2 separate regions of the Homo sapiens genome follow, and region 2 is linked to region 1. A link is a contact called in ENCODE Hi-C or POLR2A ChIA-PET data. All regions are on one chromosome and are shown on one strand. The core of a region is the stretch at or near the end of the contact, and the rest is flanking DNA. Distances in the headings are between cores, read along the strand shown.

Region 1 (6,231 bases), core at 1,231-3,730:
TGGAATTTCATGTTCTAGAAATAACAAGCTGTGAAGTATATACAGAACAGGCCCCAAATCCTTCTTTTCTTCCCTGACTTAAAGCTAAAGATAGCCAGTCTCAAGTGACTGCAAACCTAAATGCCTCACTGGGTGGAATTCTTTGGAGAATAGAATCAAATACCTTTCTGACTTAATCCTTGACCACCGCTTTAAATGAAGAATTTCTCACATTGGTATCTGGAGCTCCAGAGAAAAGACTACAAGCTCTGCAGTCAAAGTGATGTGTGGTGTGTGTGTATTTTAAACCCATTTCTCTTGCCATGTGGTGATAATAGAAAAGTTGTTAGCTGGGGAAAAGGTATTAGGGTGCTAAATTGAGTAGTAATGGAAAGAAAGGATGGTGAAGCAACTATGGGAGCTGCAAAATAGTTTTTTATTTTATTTTTAAAAATTCATTTTTTACAGTCATGGAGTCTTGCCATGTTACCCAGCTGGTCTCGAACTCCTGGCCTCAAACGATCCTCCTGCTTCAGCCTCCCAAAGTTCTGGGATTACAGGCATGAACTGCCACTGCTGACCTGCAGAATACTTTGTAATGAAAATTTTATAGAGATATGAGCAATACTTTTGATCCGAAGCCGAATTGAGTGTCACTGAGTCATTTGGTCAAACAGCACATGTCACAGCCGTTGGTATCACAGCGCTTTTCTTAGGCAAAGAGGAACCACTGAAAACCCTCCAGCACAAGAAAGAGCAGAGCCAGAGTGAGCTTGAGTCCAGTGTGAAATTACCTAAACCAATTATAGAAGAAGAGCATGCCAATTAACATGTTCTACCCTGTACTTCATCTAAACGGGGAATGCGGGAGATTAGAAGTGGCCAGTGGATTTCTTTTTCCAGGCCATCTCTGATCAGATAGTCCTGTCTGCTCGAGCCATGTTGAGACAGCTGTCTGAAGCTGCTGGCAGGAAATAGCACTGCATCAACTTGCAGGGTCTTCTGTGTTTGGAGAAGGTTATGTTGCTGCACCTGCCACACAGCTGCGATTCTTAAGCCAGTCCCACCCTCTCCATTTCACATCTGAGGGAACTGAGACTGTCAACTTACTTTCTTCGTGTGCATTTATTTAAAATCATCCAACTTTGGGAGGCTGAGGCAGGGGGATCGCTTGAGCCCAGGAATTTGAGACCAACTTGAGCAACATAGTGAGACCTCATCGCTATTTATTTAAAATAAAATCATCCATATCATGACATATATGCTTGTCAGAACTCTGTTCTCTCAGACAAAAAATTATGAAGCTACAATTAATCTATTGCATTACGTGCTAATTCTGTTCAACCAAATTTAACCAATTCTGAGCGCCTGCTGTTTGCCCATGACTCATTCTTCCTCAGGAGTAGGAATAGAAGTAAATGTGGATCAGGCCAGGCACAGTGGCTCATGGCTGTAATCCTAGCATTTTGGGAGGCCGAGGTGGGAGGATTGCTTGAGCCCAGGAGTTTAAGACCAGCATAGGCAACATAGCAAGAGCCTGTCTCTACAAAAAATAGAAAAAATTAGCTGAGTGTGGTGGTGCACACTTGTAGTCCCAGCTACTTGGTAGTCTGAGGTGGGAAGATTGCTCGAGCCTGGGAGGTGGAGGTTGCAGGGAGCTATAATCACACCATTGCACTCCAGCATGGGAGACAGAGCGAGACACTGTCTCAAAAAAAAAAAGTAAATGTGGATCAGACACAATCCCAACCTCAAAGGTTTGGCAACATAATAGAAGAGACACATATCCAACCATAATTTTGATAAATGTTATATTTAGTAACTTGAAGCAAGGAACCCTGATGCAGAGAGGCAGGAACGATTCATACTGTGTCATATTTTAGGGAAGAGTTTATTGAAGAAGTTGCATTTGATCTGAATCTTGAAGGATGAGTTCGGGTTCTGTTATATGGAGGAGAGTGTTTGTTTGTTTTAAGTGTAGAAAATGAATAACGTGCTTTAGGGACGGAGGGGTGTATGTGTATGTGAGAGAGAGAGCTGGGGAAAGGAAGGAGCTGACTGAAGCCAGTATTCTTCCTTCCTCTCCCTTTCCATCATGTTCCCTACTCCCAAACCTCCTTATGATCGTGTCCACAAGTCTGAAGAAATGAAATGCAGACAGAACAATTGGAAAATGGAAGCATCATGTGGGTCAGCAGCCAGGCTGCCGGTTCAAATCCCTCCTCTGCTGTTCCTGGCTGTGTGACTGGGCAAGTTCCTGAAACCCCCATGCCTTGGTTTCTTCATCTGGAAAATGAGGTTAAAAACAGCACTATCTCATACGGTGGTTGTGAGAACTGAACTTACCAATGTATGCATAAAGCGCTTAGAGCATTGCCTGGCTCATAGTCAATTCTCTGTGTCAGCTATGTTAATCAGGGTTATTGACGTCATCTGTGCGTGCGAAGTGGGCTGTCTGAAAGGGAAACAAGTGAAACCCAGTTCCTCTTTTGGGCAGAAAATGGTTTAAGTAGAAAAGCCTGGTCCAGCACCATAGCCACTGGCTACTGAGAACATGAGGAAGTGGTGAAGAATCCAGGCGCCACGTACAGACCCAGAAGACAGGGTCCCAGGGAGAGGCCCGCCTGCGTAGTCCACTCTCCGAGGGCTGTGAGGCTTAACCAGATATGGAACAGTCAGAAAAAGGGAGGCTTTCAGCTCTTACTTGTCAGAAGTTTCCTTTCATGATTTATATTATAAATTCTTCCAAGGCAAGAGCCATGTTTGTTTATGACATTGAATAAAACACTTAAATATAATGATCGTTCAATACAATGATATTGCAGGCCGAGCATAGTGGCTCACACCTGTAATCCCAGCACTTTGGGAGGTCAAGGCAGGTGGATGACCTGAGGTCAGGGGTTCGAGATCAGCCTGACCAACATGGTGAAACCCCATCTGTACTAAAAATACAAAAAACTAGCCAGGCGTAGTGGCCGGTGCCTGTAATCCCAGCTACTGGGGAGGCTGAGGCAGGAGAATCACTTGAACCCGGGAGGTGGAGTTTGCAGTGAGCCAAGATGATGCCATTGCACTCCAGCCTGGGCAACAAGAGTGAAACTCTGTCTCAAATAATAATAATAATAATAATAATAATAATAATAATAATAATGATATTGCTTCTAACAACATGCAAGAATGTTAGCAGGAAGAATGTTTTGCTCTCATCCTACACAGATAGCCAGCAATAAAACCCCCAACAGAAAGCCTTCCTCTCTGTTACATCAATAGTGGTCAACTTTTTAAAAAGCTTATTTATGTATTTATTTGTTTTATTTATTTTTAAAAAGCTTATTTGTTTGTTTGTTTTATTTATTTTAAGACACGGTCTCACTCTGTTGCCCAGGCTGGAGTGCAGTGGTGCGATCATAGCTCACTGCAGCCTCAGCCTCTCAGGCTCAAGCTATTCTCCCACTGCAGCCTCCAAAGTAGTTGGGACTACAGGTTTACACTCAGCTAATTTTTTGTAGTTTTTGTAGATTCAGGGTCTTGCTTATTGCCCAGGCTGGTCACAAACTCCTGGCCTCAAGTGATTCTTCCACTTCAGCCTCCCAAAGTGCTGGGATTACAGGAATTACATGCATAAGCCACCATGCCTGGCCTAAAACCTTTTAAATTATAATATAACATGCACACAAAAAGTGTGCATATTATATACTGCAAATTTTTTTTTTTCGAGATGGAGTCTCACTCCGTCGCCCAGGCTGGAGTGCAGTGGCACAATCTCAGCTCACTGCAACCTCCGCCTCCTGGGTTCAAACAATTCTTGTGCCTGAGCCTCCTGAGTAGCTGGGATTACAGGTGTGTGCTACCATGCCTGGCTAATTTTTAGTATTACTAGTAGAGATGGTATTTCACCACGTTGGCCAGGCTGGTCTCAAACTCCTGACCTCAAGTGATTTGCCCGCCTCGGCTTCCCAAAGACTGCACACTTTTACAAATGAATTGCTTTAGTGAATTTTTGTAGATTGCACACACCCATGTAACTGACACCCAAATCAATAAACATTATTGACACCCAAGAAGCCTCCTTCTTGCGTCCCAACACACTACTGATTTCTAGTAGCATTAATTAGTTTTTTGTTTTTGTATTCTATATAAAAGCAATCATTCTGCTGTGCACTGTTTTGTAACTGGCTTTTTTCGGTAACTATGTTACATGATATTCAGCCATATTGCTGTGAATCGTCAACATTTTTCATGTAAGTTTATAGAGGAGGGGAAAGCACTTCATCAAGAAGTGTGATGTATTGCTGGTGCACTTCACGTAAGCCAATATGATTTACATTTATTTAATCGATGCTGCTGCTACCCTCAGTGCCCTGTTTACAGATGTTCCTGCAAGAACAAGAATTGTGTGTGTGTTTAATCATGAAGTTGTTTACACTTCAACTTACTTCATTTTGTTTCCATTCTGTTATAGGTATAAAAACCAGGTGCCAATAAATGTCCATGCAAACCCTGGAAAGTATATTATTGAGAGTCGATATGGGATGCACACTCTGGAGATTAATGGGTAAGAGAACATTAGTGTCCATGTGTTGCTCACCATTGCTCAGGGAGGCTTCTCACCCCTGCAGTTAACAGCCACTCTCCCCACTTCATCCCAATGCTGTGTGATCACACTGAGGGACATTCGTATACGGTGCTTCTCTGGGTGCACACCTGAAAGTGATATGTATGACTGATCCTTACCATACCCACACTACCTCCCAAAGTGATTTTATATTTGGATTCGGTCAAAGATGATGAGAAAAAAACCAATTTGCATGTTTTTATTTATCTTTTTATATACTTGGGAATTTTTCTTAGATGTAAGTAAGAAAAATATGTTGCATAAAGAGGCATTTATATTCAGTAATCATTTCAGAGTCCCAAATCAATATCATCATCACAGTCTCTTGTTTTTAATAACTAAAGGCCATGGAGATCCGGGTAGGTGGCATTGAATGTGGGCTAAACTTGGAGATAATGTTCTTTCCTTCAGCTTGCCAGGAACCATGGGAAAGTATGCACTCTGTCAATCTGTGTATGTGAAGCAGGCTAGACATTGAGATGTTTGAGCTTAAAGTAAAATCCAAAGCAAAATTTGAAAACGAAACCTACATCAAAATTCCTAAGTTCCCAAATGTTTATTTTGCCTCCCAAGATGATTTTGAAATTCAAACCTAATTAGGTCAATGAAAAGCTAAACAAGTTCCCAGAATTTTCAGTTTAGATAAAACCATGATGTGCCTAAGTGTCAAGGTGAAATTTATACCATTCATTCTCAGGAGACTTATAGCCTTCTCCTCAGATCAGAGGAGTTGGCCAAATGATGCTAGGACCCTGTGCCATTTGCCAGGCACTGACCCTGACCCAAAGTCAGGTCAGTTCTGCCAGTGGGTGGTTCTGCTAAAGCAACAGTGAGCTATGTGGTTACTTTCAAAATTAAGTAGTTATGAGAAGGGCAACTGTGTTTGCCTTGCTGGGGTTCTATTGATGTCTGTAAAATTTCAGCAAGAAAAAAAATTTACACAAATGAAACTAAACCCCGAGAAACAATGAAGAACACGAGAAACTGGTAATGATAAGACATAAAACAACCTGCTTTGAAACCTTAGCCTCTTCATCTCTCCATGAAACCATTCTCTCCCTAATGGTCCATTTTTATAAGAATTCCAGTTTCTGTATTATAACTTAGAAGAACATCCAAATGGCGCTTCTTGTGTGCTGTGAGCTGAAATTCCAAGTATGGCCTGAACCTTAGTGGAAATGAAGTGTAAATAACTTAGATGAGCTTTGAAGCTAGAACACATAGACCAACGTGGCTCAGGGAGGTTGTGGGAATCTACACGGAGGGACTGCTTCTTTCTCTTCCCTATTTCCTGGTTGCCCCCAGACTGAAACCCACCACAAGGGCAGGACAGCAGGAAAGCCACGCCCTCCAGTGTGCCTCTGGGTAGTTACTTGCTACAAAGGTACACGCCTGCACATTTTCTCCTCCCAATGCAACTTTAGACAAGTAAGCGGATCACAATGCTGTTCACTCTATAATTTATGTGCCTAGCACTTGGTTGACTTTTTTTTTTGACATTTTAAATGAACCCAGGCTAGGGTCACAGTGAACTATAGGTGTTCTCTCCCCAGTCTATGCTGCTGGCATGAAACTGCAGTAGATCACTTGGACTAGGTAATATCCCACAGGTAGCTAGATCAGAGACAAATAGCTGT
Region 2 (6,231 bases), core at 2,121-4,620, 120 kb before region 1:
GCCTTCCAAAGTGCTAAGATTACAGGCATGAGCAACCATGCCTAGCTGGTAATTTTTTATTACTGATTGAATCTCACTGCTTGTAATTGGTTTGCTCAGAATTCCTATTTCTTCCTGATTCAAGCTAGGAGGGTTGTATGTTTCCAGGAACTTATTCATTTCCTCTAAATATTCCAGTTTTTGTGCATAGAGGTGTTCATAGTAGTCTCTAATGATCTTTTGTATTTCTGTGGTGTTGGTTGTAATGTCTCCATTTTTATTTCTAATTGAGCTAATTTGAATCTTCTCTCTTTTTGGTTAATCTAGCTAATGGTGTATTGATTTTATTTCTCCTTTCAAAGAACCAACTTTTTGTTTCATTAATCTTTTGTAATTTTTGTTTCAATTTCATTTAGTTCTTCTCTGATCTTTGTTATTTCTTTTCTTCTGCTAGTTTTGGGTTTGGTTTGTTCTTCTTTCTTCAGTTCCTTAAGGTGTGATCTTAGGTTGTCAATTTGTGACCTTTCAGACTTTTTGATATAGGGATTTAGTACTATAAACTGTCCCCTTAGCACTGCTTTTGCTGTATTCCAGAGGTTTTGATACCCTGTATCACTATTATCATTCATTTTGAATAATTTTTAAATTTCTATCTCAATTTCATTGTTAACCCGAAAATCATTCAGCAGCAGATTGTTTAATTTCCATGTATTTGTATAGTTTTGAAGGCTCTTTTTGGAGTTGATTTCTAGTTTTATTCCACTGTAGTCTGAGAAGATACTTGACATTATTTTGATTTTTTAAAGTTTTTTGAGACTTGTTTTGTGGCCTGTCATATGGTTTATCTTGGAGAATGTTCCATGTGCTGATAAGAAGAATGTATATTGTGCAGTTCTTGGGTAGAATGTTCCGTAAATACCTGTTAGGTCCCTTTGTTCTGGAGTGTAGTTTAAGACTAGCATTTCTTTGTTGACCTTCTGCCACAATGATCTGTCTAGGACTGTTAGTGAAGTGTTGAAGTCCCCTACCATTATTATGTTACTGTCTATCTCTCATCTTAGATCTAGAAGTAATAGTTTTATGAATCTGGGAGCTCCAGAGTTAGGTGCATATGTATTTAGGATTATAGTATCTTCTTGTTGGATTCATCCTTTTATCATTATGTAATGACTTTTTTGTCTTTTTTCTATTGTTCTTGCTTTAAAGTCTGTTTTATCTAACATAAAAATAGATACTTCTGCTCACTTTTGGTTTTCTTTTGCACAGAATATTTTTTGCCACTCCTTTACCTTGAATCTATAAGAATCCTTATGTGTTAGGTGAGTCTCTCGAAGACTGAAGATATGTGGTTTGTGATTTTTTATCCATTCTGCCCATTTATACCTTAAAGTAGAGCATTTAGACCATTTACATTCAACATTAATATTGAGATGTGAGCTACTGTTCCAGCCATCATGTTGATTGTTACCTAGATATTTTGTTTTCTTCATTGTGTTATTGTTTTATAGACCCTATGAGGTTTATGTGTCAAGAGGTTCTGTTCTGGTTTATATCAACCTTTTGTTTCAAGCTTTAGAAATCCTTTGAGCATTTCTTGTAGGGCTGGTCTGATAGTGACAAATTCCCTCACCATTTGCTTATCTGAACAAGACTTTATTTTGTCTGTATTTATAAGACTTAATTTTACTGAATACAAAATTCTTGGCTGAGGGTTATTCCATTTAAGAAGGCTAAAGACACTTTGGGAGGCTGAGGCAGGTGAATCACAAGGTCAGGAGTTCGAGACCAGCCTGACCAACATGGTGAAACCTCGTCTCTACTAAAAATACAAAAATTAGCTGGGCTTGGTGGCATGTACCTGTATTCCCAGCTATTCAGGAGGCTGAGGCAGGAGAATTGCTTGAACCTGGGAGGTGGAGGTTGCAGTGAGCTGAGATTGCACCACTGCACTCCAGCCTGGGCAACAGGGCAAGACTCCATCTCAAAAAAAAAAGAAGGCTAAAGATAGGATTCGAATTCCTTCTGGTTTGTAAATTTTATACTGAAAAGTCTACTATTTGTCTGATAGGTTTCCCTTTATAGCTTACCTGATGCTTTTGACTCACTGCTCTTAGAATTCTTTCCTTCACACTGACTATAGATAGTCTGATGACTATGTTCCTTGGTGATATCCTTTTTGCAATGAATCTCCCAGGACTTCTTTGAGCTTCTTGTATTTGGATGTCTAAATCTCCAGCAAGGACAGGGAAGTTTTTCTCAATTATTCCCTCAAAGAAGTTTTTCACTTTTTTTTTTTTTTTTTTTTTTTGCTTTTTCTTCTCCTTCAGGGACACCAATAGTTCTTATACTTGTCCATTTTACATAATACCATATTTCTTGGACGCTTTATTCATTTCTATTAATTCTTTTTTCTTTATTTTTGTCTGATTGGGTTAATTTGAAAGCCTTGTCTTAGAGCTCTGAAATTCTTTCTTCTATTTGGTCTAGAATATTGTTAAAACTTTCCAGCTCATTTTGTAATTCCCTAAATCCCTAAATGTGTCCTTCATTTCAAAAAGTTCTGGTTGATTTTTTAAAAAAATCTATCTCTTTAGAAAATATTTCATCTATATCCTGAATTGATTTTTAAATTTCTATATGTTGTTTTTCACCTTTCTCTTATATCTCCTTGAGTAGCTTAATGATCAACCTTTTGAATTCTTTGTCTGGTAAAGATTTCTCAAATGCCAGTAGTAGTAGTAATGAATTGGTCATGTGGACAGACTCAGGACCCCCTGGTTAGCCAGAACGATGCAGGCAATGGTGACAGCTGAGGTCATGCACAAGTTTTCTCCTTCCTTGGTGCAGTGTTACACTACTTGGAGATGCTGTAATGGACTGTCAATTGGCCTCCAGCCAGAAGGTGGCGCTTGCCAAAGAGCACCAGCTGCCGTAGTAGCAGTGGGATTTGTGCTTGCCTCATGTTACCCAGGGGAGGTACTCTGGTGACTCAGGTAATGGGTGGGGCCATAGAGCGCCAAAAAATTTCTGTCCTTTGTGTTAAGCTACCAGAGCAAGTGAAGGAGCAAAGCCAGGTGGCGGCTGGATCAGGCAGGTTCACGCTGTGGCTCCCCACATGCGGGGTAAGCAGTGGCCCCTGTGGGGGTCAGAGAGCATTTTTCTGGCCGCAGGGGTAATGTTGCAGGGAGGGGTGCAGCTGCCTCTGCTGCACAGAAGTCTCTCTACAGGGGTTGGGGAGTAGCAGGCGGCAGTAAGCCCCACCAGCGCCCATGCACTTGGCAAGGCCGGTCCCTCACCCGCAGGGTTCCGCTTGCAGCAGCTCGTTAGAATCCAGGCAGTCCGCATTCAGAACTCAAGACTGCCCCATGCCATAAGCCTTCCTGAAGGAGAGAACAACCAATGCTTTCAAGCCACGCCCCTCCCAGTCTGCCCGTGAAGCAGGGGCGCCCAGCTCCTGCACCCGTGGCTGCAGCACATTTCCCAGTCACTCCTTGGTTCTGCCCAAGGGGGTTTGTCCCCATTCGGCATTATATTGTGAACCCAGTTGGGAACTTCTGCCAACCTGTGACTGCTGTCTGAGTTAGCTGGCAGATTTCTGCACAGTCCTCTGTGAGGTAGGGTCGGGAATGTCTTCCCTCCATCCTCACTGGAGCCTGGGAGTGCATGCAAAGCCCGTCCCAATGATGCTTTTTCTCATACATTCCCCACTGCTCACTAAAATCAGCTCCATTGCTGGATAGGGTTAAGTTCTTCCCTCATGGGCCTCTATTGCCAGATTCCCAAGTGGGAGTGTATGTTCCAGAGGCAATTTATTCCTCTTTCACTCTGGGGAACTTAGTTTTCCACTGGCTTATGGTGTAGGCTGCAGCCCAGTGCTTCTTTCAAAGGGTCAGTGGCTTCTTTCAGTTCTCCTGTTAAGTTCCTGTGTTGCTTCTAGGAGAAAAGTTCACAGTGTGTGAGTCTCTACACACTATCTTGTCTTTCCAAGTGGAAGAGGCATGCTAACACTGCCTCCAATCTGCCATCTTGGGAGCAACAGAGTGAGAACTTGTCTCTTAAAAAAAAGGTGGGGAGGCCGGGCGCGGTGGCTCACGCCTGTAATCCCAGCATTTGGGAGGCCAAGGCAGGCAGATTATGAGGTCAGGAGTTCGAGGCCAGCCTGGCCAACATGGTGAAACCCCATCTCTACTAAAGATATAAAAAATTAGCCGGGCGTGGTGACGCCCGCCTGTGATCCCAGCTACTCAGGAGGCTGAGGCAGGAGAATCGCTTGAACCTGGGAGGTGGAGGTTGCAGTGAGCAGAGATAGCGCCATTGCACTCCAGCCTGGGTGACAGGGTGAGACTCTGTCTCAAAAAAAAAAAAAAAAAAAAAAGTGGGAGGGGAAGCGGTCTTTTGTTTTAGAGATATCTGCTTTAATATGTATGAACAAATATCAGTGATTTGCTGACAAAATGATTTGTCAGTGATTTACTTCAAAGTAATCTAGTGATGCAGGTAAGAGGGCTGAGGGATAATGATGAAAGGAAAATGGGAGGGGTTATAGATGAAACAAGTTTGGCCATGAGCTGATTATTATTGAAGCTAGGTGATGCCTACAAGGGGATCCATACATTATTTTCTCTTTGCAATACAATCCTGACCTGGAGTAAGGTCAAATTTCACAGGTTAAGGGAACAGCCACTCACAGGATGCCTCTTACCCCAGATACCAGCTGTTATATGTTCCAGGGTTCCTGAGCCACCGGTGCTTCTGACCAACTGACCACAAATGCAGGGATTCCCACTAACTCCTCAGGTTTAATAATGGACCAGAACAACTCACAGAATGCAGGCACGCACTATACTTAGGCTTAGTGTTTCATTATAAAAGACACAAACCAGGGACATCCAAATGAAAAGGTGCAGGGAGCAAAGTCTGGGAGGGTCCCAAATTCAAAGCTTCTTTATGCTCAGGACCTGTCATCCTCCTGGCACACTGATGTATGATTATCAACCTGGAAGTTTCCCCTAGCTTTCATGTCCAGAGTTTTTATTTGGGTTTTATTTTGTAGGCATGATTGGTTGAATCATTGGCAGTGTGATCGAATTCAGTCTCCAGCCCCCTGCTCCTTCCTGGGGGTCAGAGGTCAGAAGTCAGGCTGATATCCACATTGCTCAAAGCCCCAACCCTCCAGTCACATGGATGGCTTTTGTGGCATGTCCAGCCCCTATCCTGAGTGATATCATTAACATAAAGTCAGGCATGATCTGAGGATATTATTTCATAGAAATACAGCCTTCCACAAACGTTGGAACTGGTTAAAGAGTCTCTGTAAGACTGTAGTCCTTTCATCTGGTACTGGAGCTTGAAGTCCAGAGGGCAGAGAGTTGGAAAGCGACAATGGATATAAAGTGAGGAAGATCAAGAAAAGACTGGAACCCACAGCATGAACTAGAACCCAGCAGGACAAATTGAAACTCATGTCAGTTCATATTCCTTCTGGTGTTGATAGTGGGGACCCAACCTCATGGAACTAAACACACACACACCAGGCCCAGGAGTCAGGGAAGCTGAGGGAAAACCCAGTGGAAGGTAGAGCAGGCCCAGCTGCCGCTTCATGCTGATGAGGTGAGTCAGCAGATCAGCAACAATGTGTGTGAGCTACAAAATGACTGCAGCTTCCCATCTGCTTTCTGAATCTCACAAGAATCTCCCTCATGGCCCACCATAACCAGAAACATACAAGAAACAAAATTGTGGAAAACGTAGTTCAGCTTAGCCAAGTCAATACATTACAAGGCCACCACACCACACTTAATAAAAAGTAAACATTTGTAAATCAATCAACCAGTGCCTGGAAGTACTTATTTAAGAGCCAAATTATTTCACAAAGTAAACTGAAACACACCTGGTGAATCCCACCCACCACTGGATACATATTTGCATTGCCACCCATTATTCCTTCCCTCTTCTCCTGTAAGAGAATACGATCTCCTACCAATTCTCCCTCCACCTTTTATTCTCTCTCAGTAATCATGCTTCATCAATTAACTTCTGTCTCTGGCTGTTCTTTATCTTCAGCTTCTTTTTTTTTAAGCTTCCCATGATTCTGTAAATCCCTATAGCAAATAACTTTTTTTTCTCTTTTCCATTACAGCCAAGTGTTGAGTACAAAAAGTCTATTTATGCTATCGTTACTTCTATAATGTGATTTTTCTGTAGTATTTGAGAATATTCAATTCTTCTGAAATTAACAAGAGAAACAAACAA

Evidence for each region. A loop is a pair of places that touch in the nucleus more often than their neighbours do. ChIA-PET counts read pairs that join two places held with the same protein, here RNA polymerase II (POLR2A). Pooled maps may share reads with other maps.
Region 2: a loop to region 1 is called in a pooled map, with 6 times the contacts of the local background. The contact joins two enhancer-like sites. A Hi-C loop is called at or near these places in 4 of 50 pooled maps. POLR2A ChIA-PET finds 5 or more read pairs at or near these places in 2 of 52 experiments (K562 and OCI-LY7).

The regions. Positions count from the first base shown.
Region 1 is chr18:3,174,345-3,180,575 of GRCh38, reverse strand. It overlaps MYOM1 (myomesin 1), which reads left to right. Exons shown (of 38, transcript NM_003803.4): 6 at 4,442-4,534. Among named protein-coding and RNA genes, the nearest start is that of MYOM1, 43 kb to the left of the region's middle. RefSeq lists enhancers at 2,247-2,636, 2,657-2,776. Within about 2 kb of position 2,480, at least 14 of the 41 ENCODE cell types and tissues checked have a DNase peak (open chromatin) inside an H3K27ac peak, as active enhancers do; they include OCI-LY7, where a contact is called at or near this core.
Region 2 is chr18:3,294,235-3,300,465 of GRCh38, reverse strand. No RefSeq gene overlaps it. Among named protein-coding and RNA genes, the nearest start is that of MYL12-AS1, 35 kb to the right of the region's middle. RefSeq lists enhancers at 3,181-3,260, 5,421-5,715. Within about 2 kb of position 3,370, at least 21 of the 41 ENCODE cell types and tissues checked have a DNase peak (open chromatin) inside an H3K27ac peak, as active enhancers do; they include OCI-LY7, where a contact is called at or near this core.